4 separate regions of the Homo sapiens genome follow, and regions 1, 2 and 3 are each linked to region 4. A link is a contact called in ENCODE Hi-C or POLR2A ChIA-PET data. All regions are on one chromosome and are shown on one strand. The core of a region is the stretch at or near the end of the contact, and the rest is flanking DNA. Distances in the headings are between cores, read along the strand shown.

The links. A loop is a pair of places that touch in the nucleus more often than their neighbours do. ChIA-PET counts read pairs that join two places held with the same protein, here RNA polymerase II (POLR2A). Pooled maps may share reads with other maps.
Region 1: a loop to region 4 is called in a pooled map, with 4 times the contacts of the local background. The contact joins the promoter of SPRYD4 here to the promoter of TSPAN31 in region 4. A Hi-C loop is called at or near these places in 2 of 37 single-sample maps with no recorded cell type and 6 of 50 pooled maps.
Region 2: a loop to region 4 is called in a pooled map, with 4 times the contacts of the local background. The contact joins the promoter of RPS26 here to the promoter of TSPAN31 in region 4. A Hi-C loop is called at or near these places in 6 of 50 pooled maps.
Region 3: a pooled map shows a loop between it and region 4 (6-fold over the local background). The contact joins the promoter of STAT2 here to the promoter of TSPAN31 in region 4. A Hi-C loop is called at or near these places in 1 of 37 single-sample maps with no recorded cell type and 8 of 50 pooled maps. POLR2A ChIA-PET finds 5 or more read pairs at or near these places in 1 of 52 experiments (activated B cell).

Annotation. Positions count from the first base shown.
Region 1 is chr12:56,466,790-56,473,508 of GRCh38, forward strand. It overlaps SPRYD4 (SPRY domain containing 4), which reads left to right and starts at 1,789. Exons shown (of 2, transcript NM_207344.4): 1 at 1,789-1,887; 2 at 2,250-6,719. The coding sequence starts at 1,803. The coding sequence ends at 2,788. It overlaps GLS2 (glutaminase 2), which reads right to left. Exons shown (of 18, transcript NM_013267.4): 13 at 6,674-6,719; 14 at 6,439-6,531; 15 at 5,901-5,962; 16 at 5,330-5,406; 17 at 4,984-5,047; 18 at 4,163-4,854. The coding sequence ends at 4,698. RefSeq lists enhancers at 1,457-1,526, 1,537-1,716, 2,037-2,086, 2,507-2,636.
Region 2 is chr12:56,040,668-56,047,295 of GRCh38, forward strand. RPS26 (ribosomal protein S26) reads left to right here and starts at 1,251. Exons shown (of 4, transcript NM_001029.5): 1 at 1,251-1,502; 2 at 1,758-1,935; 3 at 2,696-2,826; 4 at 3,452-4,030. The coding sequence starts at 1,500. The coding sequence ends at 3,487. RefSeq lists enhancers at 972-1,761, 1,210-1,539, 1,680-1,939, 5,354-5,947, 6,538-6,628, a silencer at 1,000-1,059 and a cis regulatory region at 6,437-6,628.
Region 3 is chr12:56,358,233-56,364,913 of GRCh38, forward strand. It overlaps STAT2 (signal transducer and activator of transcription 2), which reads right to left and starts at 1,875. Exons shown (of 24, transcript NM_005419.4): 1 at 1,826-1,875. It overlaps APOF (apolipoprotein F), which reads right to left and starts at 4,625. Exons shown (of 2, transcript NM_001638.4): 1 at 4,498-4,625; 2 at 2,336-3,957. The coding sequence starts at 4,513. The coding sequence ends at 2,993. RefSeq lists enhancers at 742-941, 773-942, 2,018-2,197, 2,268-2,357.
Region 4 is chr12:57,741,195-57,748,273 of GRCh38, forward strand. TSPAN31 (tetraspanin 31) reads left to right here and starts at 3,845. Exons shown (of 6, transcript NM_005981.5): 1 at 3,845-4,023; 2 at 4,551-4,718; 3 at 4,982-5,062; 4 at 5,395-5,526; 5 at 5,824-5,937; 6 at 6,022-7,079. The coding sequence starts at 3,961. The coding sequence ends at 6,096. CDK4 (cyclin dependent kinase 4) reads right to left here. Exons shown (of 8, transcript NM_000075.4): 8 at 6,533-7,079. It also overlaps a transcript of AGAP2 not described here. RefSeq lists enhancers at 94-173, 707-766, 4,576-4,655.

The DNA.
Region 1 (6,719 bases), core at 539-3,038, 1.3 Mb before region 4:
CACGTCTGTAATCCCAGCACTTTGGGAGGCTGAGATGGGTGGATCACCTGAGGTCAGGAGTTTGAGACCAGCCTGACCAATATGGTGAAACCCGTCTCTACTAAAAATACAAAAATTAGCCGGACGTAGTGGCATGCGCCTGTAGTCCCAGCTACTCAGGAGGCTGAGACAAGAGAATTGCTTGAACCCGGGAGGCGGAGGTTACAGTGAGCCAAGGTTGCGCCACTGCACTCCAGCCTGGGCAACAGAGTGAGACTCAGTCTCAAAAAAAAATTAGCCAGGTGTGGTTGGTGGGCATCTGTAATTCCAGCTACTCAGGAGGCTGAGACAGGAAAATTGCTTGAACTCCAGAGGCAGAGGCTGCAGTTAGCCAAGATCAAACCACTGCACTCCAGCCTGGGTGATAGAGTGACACTCCGTCTCAGAATATACATTTTAAAAATATATATCTAAAATCCTTTTTTGAGGGGTAGGAGGATGGAGGTGGGATGTATGTTGCTATTGCACTGGCCAGCAGAACCTTGAGAAGTGGACTGATTAAAAAAATGTAGGCCTGGCATAGTGGCTAACACCTGTAATCACAGCACTTTGGGAGGCAAAGGTGGGAGGATGGCTTGAGCCCGAGAATTCGAGAACAACTTGGTCAACAAAGCGAAACCCCCGTTTCTACAAAAAAGTTAACGGGGCATGGTGCGTGCACATGTGGTCCCAGCTACATGGGAGGCTGAAGCAGGAAGATCGCTTGTGCCTCGGAGATGAAGGTTGCAGTGAGCTGTGTTTGCGCCACTGTGCTGCATGCAGCCTGGGTGACAGAATGAGACCCTGTCTCAAAAAATAAAATAAAATGGAATGCAGATCGAAATGTTCAATATAGGCTGTCCATAATCTCCTACCTCATACCCTGAACCAAAATATTGCTACTCTTGGTTAAGTTCAGAAAACTGAATGCTGAGTTAAACCATCCGTTCCTAGCCTTGAACATACAAAACCAACATTAACAGTATTTATGTATTTACTATTAATTATAAACAACTGTGAATTACCCAATGGTTGCTATTTGCCAATATATATCTAGATTAATTATTATTATTTTTTGAGATGGAGTCTTGCTCTGTCACCAGGCTGGAGTGCAGTGGCAGAATCTCGGCTCACTGCAACCTCCCACTCCCTGGTTCAAGCGATTCTCCTGCCTCAGCCTCCCGGGTAGCTGGGATTACAGGCGCGCGCCACCACGCCCGGCTAATTTTTGTACTTTTGGTAGAGGCGGGGTTTCACCATATTGGCCAGGATGGTCTTGATCTCCTGACCTCGTGATCCGCCTGCCTCGGCCTCCCAAAGTGCTGAGATTGCAGGCGTGAGCCACCGCGCCCGGCCTAGATTATTCTCACTTAATTATTACTAAGGTCTGTATATAATTTCTATTTTATAAATTAGAACACTAAGGCTCAGAAAAGTGGAGTGAGTTGCCCAAACTCACACAGTGAAGCCGGGATCAAAGCTAATTACAGTACTGTCTAATTTTAAAATCTATACTTCTAAGCATCTGGCTACACTATATCTCTAAAAGTTTTACGTAGTTCAAATGTGAGCAGCGTTCGTCTACGCAGAAAAACTGAATAAGCAGCATTAACCGCGGGCAGAAACAGAACAGAAACCACTACCTTGGCGGCCGCCCGCCCCCGGGCGTCGCCTACGTCATAACACTGCGCGGCCGCCCCTCGCGCACCACGTGCTAGGGGAGCGGGCGGGCAGATGGCTGTGTCTGTAAGCGGGAGGCGTGCCCGGTTCATCCAAGGCGCAAGATGGCGCTGCTTTTTGCACGTTCTTTGCGCTTGTGCCGCTGGGGAGCCAAACGATTGGGAGTTGCCTCCACAGAGGCCCAGAGAGGTAGGATTATCTCTTTTTACTCTTTTACCTCCAGAATGGCTGCCGTCTATTATTCCCAGACCCCACTCCGAGAAGCAACTCCAACCCTCTCGGGTCTTTTCCTTCCCCACCTGCCTTGGTCTTAAGATTCCAAACCTGTGATACCATTTGGTTTCTTTAAATTCCGGGACTTACTCAATCCGAGTTTTTCAGCTCCGTGAGCTATCCGTAGTAAAGCGACCTCGCGACTCTCTTGCCCGCTTGGCATTCTGACTCTTCCCTAGTTGCTCGTGTATCATGGCTGCCTGCCTCATATCTGAATATATCACCAGCCCTAGGGTTCTAGCCCCTGTTATTATCCCGTCTTTTTGCTCTGCCCGCAGGCGTCAGTTTCAAACTGGAAGAAAAAACCGCCCACAGCAGCCTGGCACTCTTCAGAGATGATACGGGTGTCAAATATGGCTTGGTGGGATTGGAGCCCACCAAGGTGGCCTTGAATGTGGAGCGCTTCCGGGAGTGGGCAGTGGTGCTGGCAGACACAGCGGTCACCAGTGGCAGACACTACTGGGAAGTGACAGTGAAGCGCTCCCAGCAGTTCCGGATAGGAGTGGCAGATGTGGACATGTCCCGGGATAGCTGCATTGGTGTTGATGATCGTTCCTGGGTGTTCACCTATGCCCAGCGCAAGTGGTACACCATGTTGGCCAACGAGAAAGCCCCAGTTGAGGGTATTGGGCAGCCAGAGAAGGTGGGGCTGTTGCTGGAGTATGAGGCCCAGAAGCTGAGCCTGGTGGATGTGAGCCAGGTCTCTGTGGTTCACACGCTACAGACAGATTTCCGGGGTCCAGTGGTGCCTGCCTTTGCTCTCTGGGATGGGGAGCTGCTGACCCATTCAGGGCTTGAGGTGCCCGAGGGCCTCTAGTATGTCCATTACTGGAGTCCCTAATCACGCCTTTGGCCAGCCTCCTTTTGAAAGTGTCCGAAGCCTTTTTACTTTGCCTCAAGCAACCTCTAGCTCCCACAATTCAGTGTTGGGTCCTCTGTGCAATATCATGATCATCTTCCTCATCCCCTACCTTGTGAAAGCTAGGCATACAGCCAAACCCTCCTTTTCCCCACCCACCAACTACTGCCAATTTCCTAGGCTACCATGGGTGTATCTTCCTTGACCTGCTTCCTTCAGTCCCTCTGCCTCCCTTTGCCCAGGCCTTTCTCAGACTGTATTCCATCCTGGGGTCTTATCATTCAGCTTTGTTTGAATTTATTAATCACCATGATACCTCTCCCTCCCTTTGTCCACATGTAACTTGTTCTTGGGGCTCTACCAGATGGCTGAAGAGTAAATCCTTTCTACCTCTGGCTGAAGGAGTGGTGCAGTCAATGACTTGGCCCTTTTTCTACAGCACATTTAGAGTTTGGGCTCTGGCTCCCTCAGTAAGTGCTTTATTAACTCAGTGTGTCAAAATGAAAACAGAGCCCTCCTTCCCCAGTAGCTCAGTGCCACAGACCTTCAGCCCCACACAGCTGTAGCTATCCTTACCCTGAGTCCATCTACCTTAAATCTGTACCTCTGACACCCAGCCAGTCTGTCATAATCATTATCCCAGTTATAACCTTGACCAAAGGGGAAGAGAGACACTTGGGGGATATCTAGGGGATGAGTGCTAGAAACTATTTATTTATTTTTGAGACAGAGTCTCACTCTGTCACCCAGGCTGGAGTGCAGTGGCATGATCTTGGCTCACTGCAAACTCTGCCTTTTGGGTTCAAGCGACTCTCGTGCCTCAGCCTCCTGAGTAGCTAGGATTACAGGTGTGTGCCACCATGCCCGTCTCATTTTTATATTTTTAGTAGAGATGGGGTTTTGCCATATTGGCCAGGCTGGTCTCGAACTCCTGGCCTCATGTGATCAGCCCACCTTGGCCTCCCAAAGTGCTGGGATTTCAGGCGTGAGCCACCACACCCGGCCAAAACTGTTTATTCTTGAGAAGTTCCATCTTCATTTCTGCCACAGTTGGAACTTCCCGAGGAAGGAAGGAGGCCTGAGGTTTTGCACAATCTGTTTCAGAGCCTGTTTAGACTCAAACCTATGCTTCCCTTGGCAGCAGAATACACTTAACCTAAAGCAGTATTTGGAGTTGAGAAAAACCTGGTGGGGTAAGTGAATATGTACTGTTTGGTAGGGTAGGTAGAGAAGCTGTGCTTTGACCCTGTGATTCCATCTTTTTCTACCTTCTATGATGGTGATGAAGCTAGATACCCCTAGGGAAGAAAGAAGGACTGGGTTTAGCAAAAATGATTTGGTAATTAAAGTTTATTTGAACACAAAATACTTTCTCTGTCTATAAAATTGGCTGTTAGCAGTAGCAGCAGCATGTCCTGGCCAAGGGGAGTAGATTTCTCCAGACTACTAAAGCCATGTATATAGCCATTCCCACTTCCCATATTCTGTGGATATGTACATGTGCATGGTAGCTAGAGTCCCTCCACCAGAGTATCTCTCTCATGATGGTTTCTTCAGGGAGAGGAAGAGGAGACCTGGGTGAAGAGCTGGGATGGTTTTGAGTGGGGCAAGCCATTAGGCTGTACCTTGAAGCCCAGTCTCTCTGGATAGCTGTACTGCAGGTGTCCTCTGAGGCCCTTCTCTGTACTCTGTCTGCTGAGGGAATGGGGTATTTTGACTCCCATAGAAAGCACTAGCCTAAGTCACCAAATGACTGCTTGGTCCCCACTGAAGCAGTGTAGCTCTCCATAGTATTTTTGGTGGTTATGGATTACATGTGTGGCCAGCTCATGCTTTTTCTTGAGCAGGGGCTGTCCATGACCTGTGCTCATACCATGCTTTCTAAGTTCTCTTTGGACAGGGCCTCAGCTGCTGCCTCAGCCTGAGTTTCAGAGAGTGTGTAGGAGTCCTGGTAATCTTGAAGCAGTTTGACCACCTCCAGATGGTTGAACTGCACAGCATCATCCAGGGGAATGTTGCCCCACCTGAGAGGAATAATGATATGATCAGGCAAAGGAGACGTGGAGAGTGGTGGTTGTATATATTTGCATGGTGGCTGGAGGGTAGGTGGAGAAGCTGTGCCCACCCTCCTCCACTTTTAGCCTATTCCTCACCTGTCCTTGGCAAAAGGATTCACTTTGCAAGCCTCGATCAGGAATTTAACAACTTCGATGTGTCCTAGGAATATGGGCAGAAGGAAAATGAGAAGGCGCAGGTCTTGAACCCTTTGGTGCAGACACTTAGCCACTGAAGTCTTTACCAAGAGGGGAGGGGAAAAGGCCTCTTCCCATTTTGTACCCTGCAGCACTCAGTCATAGTCTAGCTGCAAACCGAAGGGTGTCTAGATAAAACTAGTTGCTGCCCCTATAACCTTGAGGGCACATATAATGAAGGTACTTTTGGTGAAAAAGAAAGGGTCTTATGATTACCCTCCTCCTCCCCTCCTTAACCCTTCAGTACCTTCAGCTGCAGCAACATGCAGAGCTGTGCGCGAGTCATAGTCTTTCTGTTCCATATCCATGGCTGACAAGGCAAACCTGAGGGTAGTGGGAAAGCAGCTAGAGTTGCCTAGATCAGACTGGAATCACAGGTGTTCTTTGTGAACTGGTGTCAGACTGGATGAGTTTCAGAGAAAGTGAAACAGCCTATAGCCAGATTTGTTGGCTCTGAATAATCTTTTTTCCATATCCAGATGAGACTGTTATACTCATATTAGAGAGATGGGAATGTGATCCTTCCAGAAATATCACTCACTGCCTACCTGTGGTAAGTGCCCATTTGAGGCAGGGTACCTACTTCCTAGGACACTGCTCTTAACACTCAATAACAATGGCTAACATTAATTATCATAGAGCAGACAGTTTACTTTTTTTAAAAAAAATCTCCTTTTTTAAAAAAATTTCATTTAAATGCAATCTATATCCATTCTAATTCCAAAGCTGAAGCACTTAACTATTTTGTTACGCTGCCTCCTAGTAAAATCTCTGACCAGGAGTATTTTATTGTGTATATTTGGTCACAGTAGCATTACCTTCGAAGAGCTGAGACATCGCCACTATAGGCAGCAAATAACAGGTTGACCACAGTCTTGTTCTGGAACACAAATCATACCCACATGACATTAATTGAACTCACCTATGCCAGCTGTGCCCTGTGACCCTCCTCCATGGATGCTTAGTCCAAGGGTATTGCTGAAGTGTTATGGAATGTGCTACTCTGAAATATTCTTTTTTTTTTTTTTTTTTTTGAGACGGAGTCTCGCTCTGTCGTTCAGGCTGAAGTGTAGTGGCGCGCGGTCTTGGCTCACTGCAACCTCTGCCTCCCGGTTTCAAGCGATTCTCCTGCCTCAGCCTCCCAAGTAGCTGGGACCACAGGCGCGTGCCACCACGTCTGGCTAATTTTTTGTATTTTCAATAGAGACCAGGTTTCACCGTGTTAGCCAGGATGGTCTTGATCTCCTGACCTTGTGATCCGCCCGCCTTGGCCTCTCAAAGTGCAGGGATTACAGGCGTGAGCCACCGCACCTGGCCTTTGAAATATTCTTACAAGCCACCTGGAGTTTTCCTTACCCGAATTTCTGCCCCTTCACGCCGTGGGTCTAACTTCCGAGCACAGTGCCTCAGGTTGTCATAGTTGTGGAAATTGAAGAGAGACACCAACTTCTAGAATTGTAAGCCAAATATATTGTTTATTTACTCCTTACACTTAGTAGGAGCTCAAAATTGCTTTATTATAGTAAAAGTGGTACCATTAAACAAATTTATTGCTTCAAAAATAGTAAGTACTATATGCAAAGCATCTCACCTGGCAGAAGCTGGTCCCCCTATGGCTGTTCCCCAGCTTGTCCAAT
Region 2 (6,628 bases), core at 1-2,500, 1.7 Mb before region 4:
TATTTTTAGTAGAGGTGGGGTGTCACTATGTTGACTAGGCTGGTCTTGAACTCCTGACCTCAGGTGATCCGCCTGCCTTGGCCTCCCAAAGTGTTGGGATTACAGGCGTGAGCCACTGCACCCAGCCTAAGGCTTAAGTCTTTCCGATGGCTCTTCAGAGGTAAATGGAGCTTACACATAATCTTTCAATTAGGGGTCAGATTCACTAATGAGTGGTGAAATAATTTTCGTGGTTTTTGATCAGCATTTATTAAAATAGAGAACAGAAAGATTAAGTAAAAATAAAGAATAGAACATACCAGCACACCTATGACAAGGGTAAGTATCGTTTCATAAAGCTTGTGTTTCAGTTTTGCATGTGCATGTAATCGTGTTTGTGTGTGTACTGGGTACCAATGTAAAATGTATTCGTGCTATGAATCTGGGTGAAAAACGTTTAAGTCATTAGTCCAGGCTATTCCTCCATCCATTTGTTAGGTGACATACAGCATAGTACAGCGGAGCCAGAATACCTACTGCACGTCAGTTCTTCAATCTTTTTTTTTAATTGATTTATTTATTTTTGAGACAGAGTTTCGATCTTTTTACCCAGGCTAGAGTGCAGTGGCGCGATCTCGGCTCACTGGAAACTCCGCCTCCCAGGTTCAAGATTCTCCTGTCTTAGCCTCCTGAGTACCTGGGATTACAGGCGCCCACCACCAGGCCGGGCTAAATTCTTCAATCTTTAAAGTGAGGATAATAATAGTAGCTACCTATAGGCTTGCTCAAAGTTAAATGAGTTAATATTTATAAAGACGCTTACCACAGGGCCAGGCACTGTGCCAGAGATAAAAAGATGAATGAGAAATAGCCCCAGCCTCAATGCACTTCATTGTGGGATTTTCTCCATATTGGAAGGAGGGATTCACAAAATGCTTGTTTCCTCTCAGGCCTTCCTCTTCGTAATCCTACACCTACCTAGTAGAAGGACTGTCAGAGAAATGAGCCCAGGGCGTCCCCCGGTGGCGCAGCGCCGCCTTCGGTCTAAGCACTTGGGGCAGGGGGGAAGGGGGGGAGGGGGGAGCCTCTTGGCTTCGCACTACAATTCCCACCAAGCATCTGTCCCTCTCTGGCCTCTAATAACGAGTGCGCCTTGTGGTCCAGCGTCTGGCAACTTTCACGCCTAGCGTCGCGTATACCGGAAAACTGCATCGTCCAGAATTGCTTCCGAGTCGGCGCGGCGCAAGGCTTGCTGGGAGACACATAACCTCGATTTTCTTCCGCCATCCGGCTAAATAGTCCCATGTGCACTTTGTTCCATGGATAAATAAACACTAGGAACGCATTTCCACCCTAGATTTCAGCAGAAATGCTGAATGTAAAGGAATATTTGAGTAAAGTGAGTTGCCGTTCTTGAAGCCCGTCTCCTAAGGATTCTCCCGGTGTCCGCGTAGGGATCTCATGCTATATAGGAGGGCCCTGCCAGGCACCGTCTCCTCTCTCCGGTCCGTGCCTCCAAGATGGTGAGTCTTCTTGCGTGGTGAGGGTGGGGGTTCGGGTGCAGACTCTGGGATTGTGGGGAAGTGAGAGCCTGGAGCACGGCTGAGGGGTGGACCGAGTGTACATTTCATTTGCTCTGGGGGTCGGCGGGATTTGCGGAGAAACAGGAGATCCGAGCGGCGCCTTCCTGGAGGCTGCCGGTGCGGCTTGTGGCCGGAAAGGGACTGAGGCTGGGTGAGTTGCGCCGTTTTCCTAACAGTTTTCCCATCCTGTCGCAGACAAAGAAAAGAAGGAACAATGGTCGTGCCAAAAAGGGCCGCGGCCACGTGCAGCCTATTCGCTGCACTAACTGTGCCCGATGCGTGCCCAAGGACAAGGCCATTAAGAAATTCGTCATTCGAAACATAGTGGAGGCCGCAGCAGTCAGGGACATTTCTGAAGCGAGCGTCTTCGATGGTAAGTGGGTCACCGGCGCGAACTGTGTGAGGATCCCAGTATCTTAAAGCCTTCGCCCAACTTCGCCCTTTTGGAGGCTCTGTTCTTTGGAGCCTCTCAGGCAATTTCCACGTATTTAAGGTTGTTACTGGTAGAAGAGAATTCTCTTGTTTGCCGTTTTGATTCTTTTCTGGGCAGAGGGTGACTTTGTGATAGAGTGCACAGCCTTTACTCTGAGGTAAAGGTTTGCCTGTTTCGGTTATGAGATTGCAAAAACTAGAAACTTGGTAAATTTGACAATTCTTGTGCTATTGATTATTTGAATATTTGTGAAAATATACAGGTGAGGAAGAATGTCTTCAACGTTTCGAGAATGGAGGCCGTCTAGTTTGGTGTGCAAGGATGATGTTTGGAGCAATAAGAACGTCGCTTTGTTTTTTTCCTTTTATAGAAAGAGCAAGGTTCAGGGTAGGCATTAGGGCGGGTGTAGGTGTAGAAGGAACTGGATTATTGGTTTATTGCATTTAGAATGTCAGTCTGGTCCTTGCGGTGTCAAGATGAACTCACGTGGGATGTTAATTCACTTGTAAAACTGAGGGTTATACATATGTGCTCAGGTATTGGGCTGAACAGGTGCTTTGGGGGTGCTTTTATGTGCCCGACAGGCATTTAAATAGGTTTAGTTTTAATTGACGTAAACATGTAAGGTGCTCTTCATTCATGTAACAAAAAAGCAAGGTAGGTATATAATACCAGTATAACTCTATTTTCTATTCCTTAGCCTATGTGCTTCCCAAGCTGTATGTGAAGCTACATTACTGTGTGAGTTGTGCAATTCACAGCAAAGTAGTCAGGAATCGATCTCGTGAAGCCCGCAAGGACCGAACACCCCCACCCCGATTTAGACCTGCGGTGAGTATTTTAAAAGGAGAATGGAAGCCAGGGGAGTGATGGTTAAAATTTCATCCTGGAGGGTCAGGGTGTCCTATACCTGTAACCTCAACACTTTGGGAGGCTGGGACAAGAAGATTGCTAGAAACCAGCAGTTCAAGACCCCATCTCTTCAAAAAATATTGAGAAGGAAGCCAAGCATGATAGTGTGAACCTATAGTCTGGCTGCTCGAGAGGCTGAGGCAGGAGGATCACTTGAGCCCAGGAGTTTGAGGTTGCAGTGAGCTATGATTATACCACTTGCGCTCCAGCCAGGGCAAAAGTGAGACCTTGTCTCTTAAAAAAAAAAAAAAGTTGCTTCCTCCTGTGGTGCAGGGGGTATCAAATTAAGGTCTGTGCCTCAGGTTAAGCTGTAAGGCAGGTGAGACCCACACCTGAACATGCTTAGAGACACTGCAAAGCAGTGTTAGAATCAGAATTGGTTTTTAGGATGCAGAGTAGTGTTCTCCCTCCACCTCTATCAGCTTCCCATGCATTTGTAGCCTGAATACATCAGTTTGTGAGAGGATGGTGGTCAAGTTCTTTGGGGGAAGGGAGTCTTGGATCCATGGGTTTTAATTTACTCTTTTGTTTCTTTGTCTTTCAGGGTGCTGCCCCACGTCCCCCACCAAAGCCCATGTAAGGAGCTGAGTTCTTAAAGACTGAAGACAGGCTATTCTCTGGAGAAAAATAAAATGGAAATTGTACTTAATATTGCATGTTAAGTGTATCTGTGCCAGATAAGGTGGGGATTTTGTGTGTTAGACCAAGTGTGAAGTGACACACATTATTTTCATGGGGAAGAAAGCTTATTCATGTAATTTAATTTTTTTCTTTTTTTTTTTTTTTTTTTTGAGACGGAGTCTTTGTCGCCCAAGCTGAATTGCAGTGGCGTGATCTCAGCTCACTGCAACCTCCGTCTCCCGGGTTCAAGTGATTCTCCTGCCTCAGCTTCTTGAGTAGCTGGGATTACAGGTGTCTGCCACCATGCCTGGTTAATTTTTGTATTTTTGGTAGAGATGGGGTTTCACTATGTTGTCCAGGCTGGTCTTGAACTTCTGACCTCAGTTAATCCACCAGCCTTGGCCTCCCAAAGTGCTGGGATTACAGGCTTGAGCCACCTCGCCTAGCTATTTATGTAAATTAAACTTTAATTGTGGTCGTATGGTTGGCCTCACAATTCGCATAGCTGTGTGAAATGGAGATTAGGCATCTGAATTTTGGATTTAACCACATCAAGTTTAAGTTGGCATCCTAAAAATGGGTAAACATTAGGAGAATGAGGAAAAGCTATTAGTTGAGTGAGGAGCACATTGGGAAGTGACCTAAACTGAGGTGTTTATACCCCTGGAGGGGGAACTTGAATAGTGGATGTATGACTTGGATAGCTTCAGAGCATAAAAGGATTAATGTTCAGATGCTCATCTTCCTACCTTGGAAAAGACACTAAAGGCATTTCTAGAAACGAGACATCCCGGAAATATAAGGTAGAGAAAGGCTCTACCTTATTTTTGTCTGTATGACAATAGTTTAATTTGTCCTAGAATTCAGGAAAAAAAAAATCTATTTGGGAGTAAATTGTTACTGACTTCGCCAGTGAAAGGTAACACCTGTATAGCTTGGAGATTTTAGACACTTGGGAGTCACCTGCACCCCTGCCCCCTTTCAAGCAGTTCTGCCTCAACCTCCCAAATAGCTGGGATTACAAGCATGCACCAGCTAGTTTATTTTTTTGGTAGAGATGGGGTTTCACCATGTTGGCCAGGCTGGTCTCAAACTCCTGACCTCAAATGATCCACCTGCCTCGGCCTCCCAAAGTGCTGGGATTATAGGTGTGAGCCACTGCACCCAGCCTAAGGAACGGGTAGAGATTTTAGAATGTGGAGGTTCTGTTAATTGGAATGCACTCCCCAACAGAAATCTGAGACAAGAACTGCTGACCTGACTTGACTGTCAGTACACCAGTGTTTGTACTGGAATATCTGTGGCAAACCCGGAGTGTGTAAGAGCACTGAATGTAGGCGATAATCTATATCCTTCAGGGAGTCTCAAGACATCAGTGCCCCTTGCAACCTGATCACACCAAGGGTAAACAGGAAGTGATAGAAGAAAATTAAGAGGTCCAAGGCAAAAATGGGTACTGAATCTGAGTGATCCCAAAGTCCAGCTTGCTCAACAGAACCAGATTCAAATAGTAAATCGTGATTGTGGGTGTACTTACAGAGCTGATCCAAGATTCCTCTTGAAGTGTCTAGAGTCACAGCCTGTCACGTGGGTCCTAACTACTACCTCTTCTGTGGGTTTACAAACTCACAACATACTCTGCATTCTAAGCGCAGAGTATGTTGTTTGATTGTCTCCATAGATTCTACTTTCAAGAACCTAGCTGGTAAGAATTGACTTAGTTTTTCGTCTTAATAATCCCAAACTTTGTTGTTTTTGAGATGGAGTCTCTCTCTCTTACCCAGGCTGGAGTGCGGTAGCCCGATCTCGGCTCACTGCAACCTCCGCCTCCCGGGTTCAAGTGATTATCCTGCCTCAGCCTACCAGTAGCTGGGATTACAGGTGCCCGCCACCATGCCCGGCTAATTTTTGTATTTTTAGTAGAGATAGGGTTTCACCATGTTGGCCAGGCTGGTCTTGAACTCCTGATCTCAAGGGATCAGCCCACCTCAGCCTCCCAAAGTGCTGGGATTATAGGCGTGAGCCACCGCGCCTGGCCAGGAATCTGCATTTTAATAGTGTCCCAAGTGATTGTGATGCAACTGGTCTGTGGACTATACTGCAGAGCAGATGGTGAAGGGAATGTTGCATTTGGAGGATTTTATTGATGATGAATCCTGGGTTCCAGAAAGCTGTGAAAGGGTTTCAGGAGATGGGGAAGAGTGCAAATGGGGTCAGAAAGGACTGCATGAGAACCAGAATCTGAGAGACGTGGAATGAGCTGGAGGCTTGGGCTTCTGGTGGTGACTGCACGAATAGGTGCAACTGAGCCATGGTGAACATCATGCTCACAAGCCAAGTGTGCAGTGTGACTTGGAGTCCCAACTCACTATCTACAGGCCCAGGGACCCTGACTTCACAGCTGCCTCCCAAGGCTATTTTCCTAACCTTTTCTCTCTACTCTCTTAGATCAGTGTTGGACTCATCATTTCTGAAATATGAGAATGTGTGGGAAGGCAGCAAGGTGAGATAGGCCCAGAAACATTGGGAGGGGTGTGGGGAGCACTAGGAGAGGAGGAGATCGATTGGGGTGGGGAAGAGGAATACAGTCTCCCTCCCACATCCCTGGACCCCAGAAAGAAGTCCTGAAGACACATCCTTTTTTCTAGTATAATGCACTATTTACCCTGATTCAGGCACTCTGAATGAAAGGTGACTTCCGGATCAGGCGCCCTGGCTCACGGCTGTAATCCCAACACTTTGGGAGGCTGAGGCGGGTGGGTCACCTAAGGTCAGGAGTTTGAGACCAACCTAACCAACACGGGGAAACCCCATCTCTACTAAAAAATACAAAATTAGCCGGGCGTGATGGCACGCGCCTATAATCCCAGCTACTTGGGAAGCTGAGGCAGGAGAATAGTTTGAACCTGGAAGTGGAGGTTGCAGTGAGCCAAGATCATGCCACTGCACTCCAGCCTGGCGAAAGTGCGAAATTCTTTCTGGAAAAAAAAAAAAAGAAAAAGAAAATTGGGTGACTTTCTCAGGCTACAGTTAAAGATGATGTCATGAGTAGTTAACCAGGCCTCATTGATGTTAGTACCTCGGGATGACCATAGAGGGC
Region 3 (6,681 bases), core at 625-3,124, 1.4 Mb before region 4:
TTTTTTTTTCTTTTTTTTTTTTTCTTTTTTTGAGATGGAGTCTTGCTCTGTCACCCAGGCTGGAGTGCAGTGACACGATCTCGGCTCACTGCAAACTCTGCCTCCCGAGTTGAAGGGATTCTCCTGCCTCAGCCTCCCGACTAGCTGGGATTACAGGCGCCCACTACCATGCCCAGCTAATTTTTGTATTTTTAGTAGAGATGGGGTTTCACCATATTGTCCAGGCTGGTCTGGAACTTCTGACCTCAGGTGATCTGCCCACCTTGGCCTCCCAAAGTGCTGGGATTACAGGGGTGAACCACCATGCCCGGCCACCTGAAGCTTTTTTAGGAGCCAAATCTTTTTGGTGGTCAGGTAAGTACACCATATAAACTGCCCTCCATATAGGAAGGAGGAGCTCCATTCTAGAAGACATCTAAATGCTGTGCAATGGGTGGCTCAATCCCAAGAATATGACACGTTTATGACCTGTGAATCTTGAATATGATTATAGGTTATCAACTTTGTGAGATCCTGAAACTTCACTTAAAATTGTTGCCTGTAATCCCAGCTACTCAAGAGGCTGAGGCAGGAGAATGGCTTGTACCCAGGAGGCAGGGGTTGCAGTAAGCAGAGATCACATCACTACACTCCAGCCTGGGTGACAAAGCAAGACTCTGTCTCAAAAGAACAACAAATTGGTTTTTGCCTGTCACCAAGCAGGCTGTCCCATGCATCTTTCTCCCCACTGTTCCCTGCTCACTGCCAGCTGGTGTCTATTTAGGAAACTGAAACTTATGCTTGTTGCAGCCTGAGCCTAACAGAACAGAATTCATGCATATTTGTGGTCTAAAAAGGTCACATGATTTTATTACAAAATAAAGAGAAATGCTTGGGGTGGGAGAGTCTTCTACTAACATGAATAACATCAGCTGCCTTTCTACCTCCAGCAGGAACAAGGGAAGGGAGGGATTGGGCAGGGGCTATTTTCATTTTAACTCTTTTAGTAGTGCTTGATTTTTAAAACTATGTATCTGTATTGCTTTTATGATACCAAAAAAAAGTTAAAAAAATGATCAGGTGGCCAGGCATGATGGCTCATGCCTGTAATCCCAGCACTTTGTGAGGCCCACAAGACGAGAGGATGGCTTGAGCCCAGGAGTTTGAGACCAAGCTTGAGCAACATAGTGAGATTCCATCTCCAAAAAAAAATTAATGATGAGGTCCCAATTCTTGAGGATTTAAGTGTCTGATATTAAAGGAGCAAGTCAGCAAAGATTCAAATATGAAAACAAAACAAAAAACCTGGTCTCCCCAAATGGATTGCAAACACTGAGGTTAAGGGCTGAAACAATTTTTTCTCATTATCTCTCATTCTTAGGCACATATTTTGCACTCAAGAAGCTTTTCTGAAATGAACTGAATTTTGTGTGTGACCTTAGGCAATCGTTTCATCTTTCAGTAGCTTATACTTTTTAACAAAACAAGGATAATAGATTTATCTATCTTTGTTTTTAGATTTATCTATCTTTGAACATCGTTTTTTGGTGAAGATAAAAAATAATGCAGAGCAGAGGGAAAAACGTCAGATACCGAACCAACATAACAATGCCAGATTCCGGGTCTCGGAAGCTGCAGGGCAGTTTTGGGAGAGGGGCATTAGGGTTAGGGAGATAGGCTGGACAGAAGAAGATCGAGGACCGAGCAGGCGACAGCTCCTATTTCAATCTGGGGACCGAAGCTACCCTCTCCAGGGGGTAACCCCTGGGGCCAGTCGCCCTTCCCTCGGAGGAACTCTCACTCTCACCCCCACCCCTACCCCAGCACACCCTCTCAGGGCCCGTACCTGATTAGGGTTGCAGTCCCCGCGCCCTCCAATGGCTCTGGTCGCGACTTCCCGTCCCTAGTATGAGCTCGGGTACTAGAACCTCGCGCCCCGCCTACAACTTCGGCTAACCCCCCTCGGACCCGCCCCCTTGTAGTTGGCAGCGGAAGTCCGGAGCGGCCCCCATTCCCAGCCGCCACCCCGACACTGGCTGCCATTCAGTCAAGCCCTTCCCAGACTGCGAGCTCACTGGCGCCGCCGCAACTCCGCCCCTCCGCAGGGCGGGACAAGCTGAGCCGAAACCACACCTGCAGCTTCAGCGATTGGTGGAGAAGTTCAAGTAGGCACTTTCTACGAGGGGAGGAGTCCAATTAGTGGACTAGCCCAAGACTGAAACAGCTGATTTTCGAGAACCCGCGCGTGAGCCCCGGAACCGAAACTAGCTTGAGGAGCCTGGAGACGCCAAGGGCTCCATGGGAAGGGGTGGGACCGGAATTTCGACGCCTTGGGATAGGAAGAGGAGGGCTGAGGTAATGAAAACAATTTTTTTTTATTTTTATTTTTTGAGACATGGTCTCGCTCTGTCACCCAGGCTGGAATGCAGCGGCGCGATCTCGGCTCGCTGCAGCCTCGACCTCCCAGGCTCAGGTGATTCTCCCGCCTCAGCCTCCCAGGTAGTTGGGACTACAAGCGTGCATAACTCCGCCAGGATAATTTTTTGTATTTATTGTAGAGACGGGGTTTCGCCATGTTGCCCAGGCTGATCTTGAACTCCTGACCTCAGGTGATCATCCCGCCTCAGCCTCTCACAGTGCTGGGATTACAGGCGTGAGCCACCGCACCTGGCTAATAGCTATTTATTGAAAGTACTGTGATAAGCATTTTAGATTCATTGTATCATTTTAAATTTACAGGGCAACTCATTGAGGTTAAAATCATTCTATCTCCTTTAGAAACTTCAAAACTGATCTTAGTTCAAGAAAGAAGTTACTATTCAGTGATCACCGAGGCTCTAACAAGTGGAGCCTAGATTCGAAACCAAACCCTGTGACTTCAACACCCAAACATTTACGTTCTTACGTTTTACTGTACAGCCTTCCTCCTGGATAAATCAGATTAAAATTTTGAAGACATGTATATAGCTTGTCAGGGTAGTACAGTTATTAATTCTGTGGTTACCACATTCTTTTATATCTCAAGACTCCCAGCCCCAGGATCTAAGTCATAGCTCTTGATTATGGCCCACCCCCAGTAGGGAGCTGAACTTACTACTTCTGATATGAAAGAAGCCAGAGTAGTTGTTTCTTCCAAGTCACTCACATCTGAGATGGCCCTCAAACCCTCCTTGGTGGTCTCCGGCTGAGAGATGTTTGCGTCTTTCTGATCTTGGTAATACTGGATCAACTGCTGAACCCCAGACCTTAATGCAGGTTTAAGTGCAGCACTGATCGCTAGACCCATAGGCCCCCCTGACATCCCAGCCATGGTCATCAGAAGGTCATATCCCAGATCTATGGCCCCATCTCGGCCTCGTTCCCTGGCCTTGCCCAGGCAGTTTTGAGTAGCATAATACAAAGCTGTGCCCAGGTTGTAGAAGGTTCCCACTCCTGGCAGCAGCTGGACTACATTGTGCACAGCTTGCTCCTTCTCATTCTCACAGTCCTCTGTCGGGAGGGAGCGCCCGACCCTTCCTGTGCTTTGCTGCTCCCTGGCTAACAGCTGCAGAGCAGAGGCCAGGGCTTCCACTGACACGTTCCTCTCTGTGCTTCTGCCTTTCTGGAGCCCTCGAAGATGCTGGATGAGGACCTGTGTAGCATTCACACCACCCTGGCGGTAGAGCTGTAGCTGTAGAGCCCAAACATCAGCCTGACAACCAGCTTCCTCCAGGGCATTCCTTAGAGCCAGGCTTACCAAGAACTTGGGTAGAGGGGCCATGTGGCTGAAACCAGGCAGTGACTTTGGGTGCAGAAATTGGCAGGACAAGGGGTCTGAGGAGGGTGTCTGGGATTCCAAGGACAAGGGAAAGTGCATCAAGACATTTGTCTGCTTTCCATATGAAGTGGCATCCACAGGGTGCAGCAGGAGGTAGCAAAGTAGCAGCTCAACTGGTATCATGATGAGTCTGAGGCCACGCATGTCTGGAGCAGAGTACCCTAGAAAGGGGAGAAATCCGAAACATACAAACCATTTCCCTAAGGGCGATGGTGAGCCCAAGACTCAGTTAGGGGGACACCTCATACATCACCTGCTTCCAAGCTTTTGTACTTTCTTTTTAGAGACAGGGTCTTGCTCTGTTGCCCAGACTAGAGTGCAGTGATGGGATCACAAATCACTGCTGCCTTGAATTCCTGGGCTCGAGGGATCCTCCTGCCTCAGCCTCCCAAGCAGCTGGGACTACAGGTGCGTGACACCATGCCCAGCTAATTTTTAAATTTTTTGTAGAGACGTGGTTTTGCCATCTGGCCCAGCCTAGTTCTGAACTTTGGGCTCAAGTGATCCTTCCACCTCCGCCTCCCAAAGTGATAGGCTTCCAGATGTGAGCCACCGCGCCTGGCCCCAAGCTTCTGTTCTTTTTAGGTAAAGGCCTAGGAAATAGGAAATGCACCCCAGTTGCTCCCACTTGGTCTCCCCCATTTACAGGTCACCAGGGACTTCTGTTTTATTTCCACCCATATATAGGGACCCCAAATTACCACACAGTCCAGTCATTGAGAAGTGAGACTGCCTTGGTAGGTTTGATCGCTTCCTGATCCTGTTCTGCCTAGTTCTGTGTCCCATGAGGAAAGGAGATATTTGCTTTCCCCTATGATCAGTGAAGGATGTAATCTCTGCAAATATTTGCCCATTTATACTGGCTGCTCAAACCTTGTGCCCCTTGTCACACACTCAACCTCTATGCCTACAGTCCTGTTCTTTGGCATTTCCTGTATGTCCCTGCCACATTCCCACTCTAAGCTCATGATAGGAGCCAGGGAAATTCAGAATTAGGAAAGATGAGATGTTTGTGATACTCTCATTTCTCTTCATTTTAAAAATTAAATTAGCGGCTGAGCATGGTGGCTCACGCCTGTAATCCCAGCACTTTGGGAGGCCAAGGCGGGCGGATCACAAGGTCAGGAGTTCGAGACCAGCCTGGCCAATATGGTGAAACCCTGTCTCTACTAAAAAAAAAAAAATATATATATATATATATATATATATACACCCAGGCGTGGTGGTGGGCGTCTGTAGTCCCAGCTACTCAGGAGGCTGAGGCAGGAGAATTGCTTGAACCCGGGAGGTGGAGGTTGCAGTAAGCCAAGATCGCACTACTGCACTCCAGCCTGGGTGACAGAGTGAGACTCCGTCTTAAAAAAAAAAAAGGAGGGGAGCTGACACCTACTAAGTGGAGAGGGGCAAGGCTAACACTGGTCACATATGTGTTTAAGGGAAGAGGTGAAATAAAGAGCATTCATCTGTCCTAAGTGGTCTCCAACATTTCTAACTACTTACTGTGTGCCATCCTTGAATACAGTCCTGGGAAAGGAGACTCATTACTTATGTGATATTGAATAGCTGAAATGAGCCGGGATCAATTCCTGGATCATTTTCCTCACAAAGCACTTCAGAATAGCTGTGGAACATTTGATAGATTATATTGTCACTGTCCATGGACAATTTAAATGATCTTGAGAGCTTCTTCAACTTTTTGCCTAATTCTTCAATATGCTCCCAAGACTCATACCTGCAGTTCTTGGTGATGTGGACACCCAAAACTTTGAACTGTGACACCAAGCATCATGGGAGATGGTTTCTCAGCAAACTCAATCACCATCTGAGCTACCTGGTAGGCCAGCTACCCCAGTGGGTATATTTGCCACCATCCATACATTTCCCAGGATGGGCAGCTGGGTGCTGGGTTTATTCACACTTCCCTAAGGGACTACTAGATTCGTCACAATGATGTTGGTATTGCCTTCCTCCCCATTGAACTTTTTGACTCTCACGGATGAGGGTTTCAGTGGTATCCTTTCCTCGCATCTGAAACTGCAGAACATGGGCCTCAGTTGGGCAGCCCACCTCCTCCAAGGGCACCCTCAGAGCTAAGTTGGACAGGTACTCAGGCAGAGGGGCTAGGGAGGGGGCTGTGTGTAAGAGATCTTGGCAGATCCTGGGATCTGGGAGAGGAATCTGGCTCTCCATGTTCTCCAAATAATGGAGAGCATGTTTGATGGATGCCCAGTCTCTGTTAAAGATGGCTGGAGGGTCAGAGTCTCATTCTGAGCATTTCTTGGAAAGGCAGACACCAGGGACAGCAGGACACAGCAAAGCAGCAGCACAGCTTGGACCATGGGGGGACAGCAGAGCAGCCCTGCTGGAAGGAAGCAGTGCTCAGGTTGGGAAGTGGAGAAAGGCTCAGGACAAAGAGACACCAAGACTGGCCAGAGCTAGAAAGTGTCTTAGCTCTTGGAAACTTCGGTTGCCCTGAGCACACCTCATCTTCACTCTTAAAGGATGTGGGTGATCCTCCTATTTTGAGGAGAAACAAGTCAGAGGAAAAAAACAGTCCAAACATCTCATTTGCTTTGGTATCTTCATGACCTGAATTACTATTATTGTTGTTGTTGCTGTTTTTAATCTGCCCTTTCCCAGAATCACAAGGAAACCAGAAAGTTGATGGCTTCCAAAACAGTGAAGGACAAAACATTTGCAAATATTTATGCATCTCTTCCCAGCCCAGACTTTGTCCTTCTCACCTTTGACCCATACTGACAAACTGACCTTTCCCCTTTTAGGCCCTGCAGTCCTGTCCCATATCTTTTTTTTTTTTTCTTTTTCTTTTTCTTTTCCTTTTTTTTTCTGGAGACACAGTCTCACTCTGTTGCCCAGGGTAGAGT
Region 4 (7,079 bases), core at 2,595-5,094:
GGGCAGGAGGATGTGGCGGATGGTGTTGCCATGGCAGCATTTCCTCCCTGTGTTGTCATCACTTGCTCTAATGGCACTAAGGAGGTAGAGCGGAAGGTGTGTGGGGGGAAGACAGGAACAGGAGCAAGGGGAGGAGAGGGGACCAAGAAGAGTTCTGGGGACCTATCTGCACTTTGGCTCTGCAGAGCATAGTGTGTGAGAGTTAGTATGCGCTTGGGAGCCTGAGATTCTCTGCATGGTGTACTTCAATGTGCATGCGTGTGTGTGTGTGTGTATGTGTGTGCATGTGTTTCTCTCTACAGCTGGAGAACAAGAGGTCACTGATCCTTTGTGGGTCCTGGGAATGAACTCATTATCCAGTCCCAGAACCTGCTGCCCCAGACTGCTTCCTGCTCTGGACTCCCCAGGCAGGGAACAAGTCTACCATGAGTCTGTCACAGCCTATCTTCCCCATGCTCACACATTTCTTCATTGCCAAGAAGGTCAGCTCAACAGGGACCTGTATTTTGATCTCCTGGGAGAAGGATCAGAGCAGGGAAAGAGAAAGAATGATACCTCCCATGTCTTTTTCCATCCTCCCTAAATGTATTCTTTCCCAGAGTCCCATCTTGGGGACTAGGAAGTAGCTGACTGGGAATTGATATATGATACAGCTAAACCTTCTATGCACCTGCTAGTCCCTGATACACCCAAGTTGAGGGCTGACCTTTCTCTTACCTCGAATGCTGTCCAATGAGGCCTGGATGCTGTCCTGGAGTTCGGGGTCGTCCACCCTCTCTGCCAGCTTCCTGAGGCGGTTTAGAGCCTGCTTGGCCACCTCATGTCGTCTGACTTCTGCTCTCACTGCAGCTACAACGAACTGCCTCTGGGCATGCATGTTGCCCAGACCTGTCTTGCCAGGCTAACAACCACCTCTGGCCCTGAGGCCCATGGCCCTACAGCCCCCAAACCTCAGAAGGCCCCTTCTGCTGTGCCCAGAACTCCCCGCCCCTGCCCGCCCTTCCGTCTGTCGACCTCACTTCCTGACTGGTGAGTTTCAAACCCACAGCCTGGGACAGCACTACCTCCTGCACCTCCCACCCCCTCTAGTGTTGGCCCATCAACCCTGCCAGCCAGTCCCTGCTATGATTTCCCAGCCAGGTGGATGGAGAAATCTTAACAGTGTCCCAGGGCCTCCTGTGGGAGGTGGCTAATTAAGATGGGTGTTGGTTCTGGGAGAATATGGCAAGCTAGGTCCGAGGTGCAATCCTAAACTCTTGATGACCTGCGGATTTCAAACTCTCACAGGAATTCATGCACATTTGGTCTGTTACCCTCACAGCCCTGCATTCTAGTATACACTTGTACCCATTGCCCTCTCTACACATCCCAATGAGCCCTGTATCCTTATGTCTTACGATGTAACCCTTTTTCAGGCAGCTACCCACTGAGGCCACCTCCTGTTTAAAAGGGCCAAGTGAGGCCAGGCGTGGTGGCTCATGCCTGTAATCCCAGCACCTTGGGAGGCTGAGGCAGGAGAATCACTTGAACCCAGGAGGTGGAGGTTGCAGTGAGCCAAGATCACGCCACTGCACTCCAGCCTGGGTGACTAAGCGAAACTCCACGTCAAAAATAAATAAAATAAATAAATAGGCCAAGTGATTATGGGGAAAATCAGTTATGAAGGAGGAAAGTAACCTATAAAAAGACAAAAACTACCATGTTCCATGTCCAATCGCTTTCATAATAATTAACATGACTATAACACTTAATAGTTTACAACATACTTTCATATATATATTATCCTCATGACAGCCCTGAGGAGTAGGATTATTTATCCCTATTTGCATAAAAGGAAACTAAGGCTCAGAGAAGCCATTAAGAGGTGAAACAAAGACATGGATTTAGGTCTTCTGATTTTATTTTTACATTTTTATTTTTATTTTTTACCAAGCACATAAAGCCCAGATTGGTTATAATTTTGATACCCTTTTCACTACACCACACAACCAAAATGCTTGTCAACCAGTTCCCCTTCTAATATCATTGTCTTGCCCTTGATTTAGGACCTCAAAGAAAAGAAGGTAGATGAGGAACTGAAGGAGACAATGAAGATGGGACTTGGGGTAGGAAGGGGATGGAGGTGGGGAGTGAGGGGGTGGGAGGTAGGAGGTAGCGGGTAGTTTGACCTAATTACTTTGTTTCCACCGGACGCCTGTAATCGTAGCACTTTGGGAGGCCGAGGCGGGCAGATCACCTAAGGTCAGGAGTTCGCCACCAGCCTGGCCAACATGGCAAAACCCCATCTCTACTAAAAATACAAAAAAATTAGCTGGGTGTGGTGGCGGGCACCTGTAATCCAGCTACTCGGGAGGCTGAGCCAGGCAGGAGAATTGTTTGAACCCGGGAGGTGAAGGTTGCAGTGAACTGAGATCGCGCCACTACACTCCAGCCTGGGCGACAGAGGGAGACTCTGTCTCAAAATAATAATAATGATAATAACTTAATTACCTTGTTTCAAGACCCAAACACCTCTCTCGCCCTGTCAAACATCTATTCTCCTGCATACCTTTTTGGTATTAATTTCTGTAAGAGTTTATATAAATACTGTGTAGTTAAAGATAAGGGAATTGAGGTTGGAATTGCCCACAGGAACCTGTAAAATGACCTGAAAAGTAATAACTAACATTGAGTGTTTACTATATGCCAGGTACTGTTCTAAGTATTCTACATATATTAACTCATTTAATTCTTACAACCCAAGAGGTAGGGTGTGTTGTTATTTATCCCCATTTTACAGATGAGGAAACACGCACAGACAGTTTCTAAGTGCCTGGCCAAAGGTTACGCAGCTAGGAAGTGGCAATCTGACTGTGGCAGTAAGTCTATAGAATCTAAGTACACACAAACTTAAATCATTCTGTTGAGTTGATTGGAGGGTTTTCTTTTTTGTTCCTACTGTTTCTTTCTCCTGGGGAAGAGAAGGATTATGCCTTTCCCTACCCCCGTGAGAAGGACGGTTTGTCAAAGCACTTACTAGATAATAAAGTTGTTGATCAGCCTACCCCCAAGTGAAAAGGTGGAGGCTCCTTCCACTTATATTTATGTAAATGAGACTCTTCCTCTTGCCTGCCGTTTTTTTGCAAGCCCTAGATCAGGCGTGTACTCTGAAAATGCTGAGCACACCCCTCTGTGCACTTGTGGCAATGCCACATACAGGAATGCGCTGGCCTGAGGCCGCTATTTCCACACTGAATTTCTGGTATATTCACACCCCTTTAGGAGGAGATATGGAACAGGACATGGGTACTAGAGGACACACAAACGTGTGATGATTTGCTGGGTGTTGCTGTGTCCAACCCGCGGACTCTGCGGCCGGGCTAAATAAGCTCAATATGTGGCTCCTTTGGGTGTTCCCGAGCGTGACGCAATAACAAAACAATGGCGTCATCGTGAGGTCACTGCAGAACAGGGGGAAGGGGGTGGGGAAGGGCCCTCCTTCTACGGGCGGAGCCCTTTTTGCCCAGCTCTCAGAGCGGCCCCCTACCCGCCCCTCCCGCCGTCTCCCCTTCACCTAAGTTCCTCCAGAGCCGTCTCCCTGGGAATTAGCCCTCTCCTAACTCCGACCACAGAAAGCTCAGCTTTCAACCTAAGCTTTTGGAGTTTAGGCTGTAGTCCCTAAGAGAGTCTCTAGAAACCCTGCCCCTAGTTTTAAGTTTCGCCCAATGAAAAAACAAAAGGAGAGGGACAGAAGGCGGGTCGGTGACGTAATGCGGGTTGATTGGCATGCAGGCCTTGGACGTCCAGGATTAGCCACGCATTTCGCCAATCCAGAGGCAGGGGAGGGACGGTGCAGGCGCAGAGTATTGGGTTTGGCTGGCCTCGATTTAAAGAGACAGAAGCTGTCGGGGTCCTGGAAGACGGTCCCCAATACCCTCCCCCCAAGTCCTTGGGACCACTTGGGTCCCCAGAGCTGGGGAGATGGTTTGTGGCGGCTTTGCCTGCTCCAAGAATGCGCTTTGCGCTCTCAACGTGGTCTACATGGTGAGGTTTTGGAGGTGGGGGAAGCTTCAAGGCGGAAAGGCCCCGTGGGGAGAATCTCTAGGGTACTTCCGGTGGGGAGAGGGGTGTATGGGGGTTCCGGGAAGATTCCCAGGAACTTCCGGCGACGAGGGAATTCCTGGGGACTTCCGTGGGAGAGAGGAGACTTCCGGTTGATTAAGGGGGTTTGTCTGAGGGTGGGGGAATGAACTGAAGGCCGTGGGCGTAAGTTCCATACCTCCTTCCTGTGAACCTCAGTTTCTTCCAAACTGGAAGTGATAGGATGATCCTGAGGGTTCATCTTTTGCATTCATACTACCATCCCTGCCACCCCCTCCCCGCCATCCTAGCCATTCTAACCTTTGGGAGTGCCTAGGGATGCTCCCGGTGCGGATAGCACCATCCCCAGCTCCCATTCACACACTATTCCATTATTCCTTCCCCCTGCCCCGCTCCCAAGTCCTCTTGTATGGCCTTGGGCTGTGCCGCATGCTAGAATTGTTGAGATGTATCCTGCTCTTTCTTCGTAGCTGGTGAGCTTGTTGCTCATTGGAGTGGCTGCTTGGGGCAAGGGCCTGGGTCTGGTGTCCAGCATCCACATCATCGGCGGAGTCATTGCTGTGGGAGTCTTCCTTCTCCTTATTGCAGTGGCTGGACTGGTGGGTGCTGTCAACCACCACCAAGTCCTGCTGTTCTTTGTATCCTGACCTGAAGTGATGGGGGCAACCGGGGGCTTGGGAGGGCTGTCATCTAAGGAAGATGTTAGAAGGGTAGGGGACCTCAGGGATCTTGGACACGTCTCCTTGCCCTGCCCTGTCCCATAATCTACGAAACAAGAGCTGATTTTATTGCTTTCAATTTGACATGGTGGTGTAAGTTCTATGAACAGATGAGACCAGACAGTTATTATAGATGAAACATAAAGGAATCTAGGACTTTTTTCCATAACCTTTCCTCTCAGTACATGATCATCCTTGGTTTGGTCTTCATCTTCCAATTTGTAATCTCTTGCTCATGTCTGGCTATTAACCGAAGCAAACAGGTAAGACAGTACCCTTTCAAGTACTTACTTGCTTTTTAAAATTTTCCTCTTAACCTCGAACTCCTTCCTTAGTCTGGCCCCAACTACCCAAAGATCATCCTTAGGTGCACTGCTTCTGGCCTCTTGGGCTATTTGCTTCCTCTGGGATGTCTGGTTAATTTTCCATGAGGATGATCTAGAGAACCTCAAAAGGTAGATATTTATCGTGTCTATAATTGTTGCACACCGTTATGCTTCTGTTTGACTTCCTTTGCTGGGCTAGGGAAATTGAGGCACTTGAACTGATAACAGGATGTAGGGAGACTTAATTTCCCTCTACCCATATCTTTCAGACAGATGTCATCAATGCTTCTTGGTGGGTCATGAGCAACAAGACTCGGGATGAACTGGAAAGAAGTTTTGATTGTTGTGGCTTATTCAACCTCACAACCCTGTATCAACAAGATTATGATTTCTGCACTGCAGTGAGTGTGTTGGGGGTGGTGCAGCAGCCAGGGGAGGTAGGAAACTGGGTAAGGACAATGCCCAAGTTGGCAAATTTAGTTTGAATGTCATTGTTTCTCTCTCTACAAGCCCTCTTGTATTGGGGCTGTGTTGGTGGGAGGTGGGGGTGGATAGAGGCTGGGGAATTAGCCAAGTAGGATTTTAGTTTGTAGGACACTGGTCAGATAACAGTAAAGTTTCTAGGGACATTCGGCATAGGTATTAGTCACTAGCAACTTTACATTCACAACTTTGCATTCTTCACGTTTTATCCTCAGATCTGCAAGAGCCAGAGCCCCACATGCCAGATGTGTGGAGAAAAGTTTCTTAAGCATTCAGACGAAGCCCTGAAAATCCTAGGGGGTGTTGGACTCTTCTTTAGCTTTACAGAGGTAACATTCTCCAGTTCCCTCACACACATCCTTTTTGAGACTGAGAATTAATTGATACTTATCTCTCTCCCTTTGTTCCTACAGATCCTTGGTGTTTGGCTAGCAATGAGATTTCGGAATCAGAAGGATCCTAGAGCCAACCCCAGTGCCTTTCTATGAGACTTTGGATCCTTCTGACTTTTCTTCTGCTCTCTCTAAGCTTTCTCTTCCTCCCTTAGGGAATATCTAGGGTCTGTAACCGTTTTGGTTTGAGAAAAAGGAAAGGCCCCTTGTCACATCCTCTAAAATTGATGGAATAGCAAGACTTTATGCCTTGACATATTTTAGTGGGAGCCAGACTATAAGGAATAAAAGGAAAAACTTTCTTCCTCTCTCTCCAAGAGGATATGGGAAGCTTCTGTGAGTGCATAGGATGGGGGCTGGAGTCATTCTTAGCTGTTTCCCTTCCTCTGTCCATATACTGGATCACCTCAACATACCCTGGTGTGGCTCTAAGGGTAAATCAGGGATAGGGCCAAGGAGAAAACAACCAAGAACTCTTTCCTGTAATAAGCAGGATCCAGTTTGAGAAAGTTTAGCGAATATAAAAGTAAAAGCCATTTAAAAATCTATATTCTTTTTTTTTTTTTGACACAGAGTCTTGCTCTGTTGCCCAGGCTGGAGTGCAATGGCATGATCTCGGCTCACCGCAACCTCTGCCTCCCGGGTTCAAGCGATCCTCCTGCCTCAGTCTCCCAAGTAGCTGGGATTACAGGTGTGCACCACCACGCCTGACTAATTTTGTATTTTTAGTAGAGACAGGGTTTCACCATGTTAGTCAGGCTGGTCTCGAACTCCTGACCTCAGGTGATCCACCCGCGTTGGCCTCCCAACGTGCTGGGATTATAGGCGTGAGCCACCACGCCCCGCCTAAAATCCATATTCAAAGAAGCAATTTCAGTTCCTTTCTAAGCTTTGTCAGTCAAGGGGCTCCACTGACTTCCTAGGCCCTGTAATTTAACCAGTCTTTAAGGTTTTGCAGGAAAGTCCCTTCTTCCAAGTGGTTTTTCCAAATCGCACAATGGCAAAGCCAAACAGAGGAAGAAACATTAAAAAAAAAAAAAAGACCATTATTTCTTTGTTTTGTTTTTCCTGTATAAAAA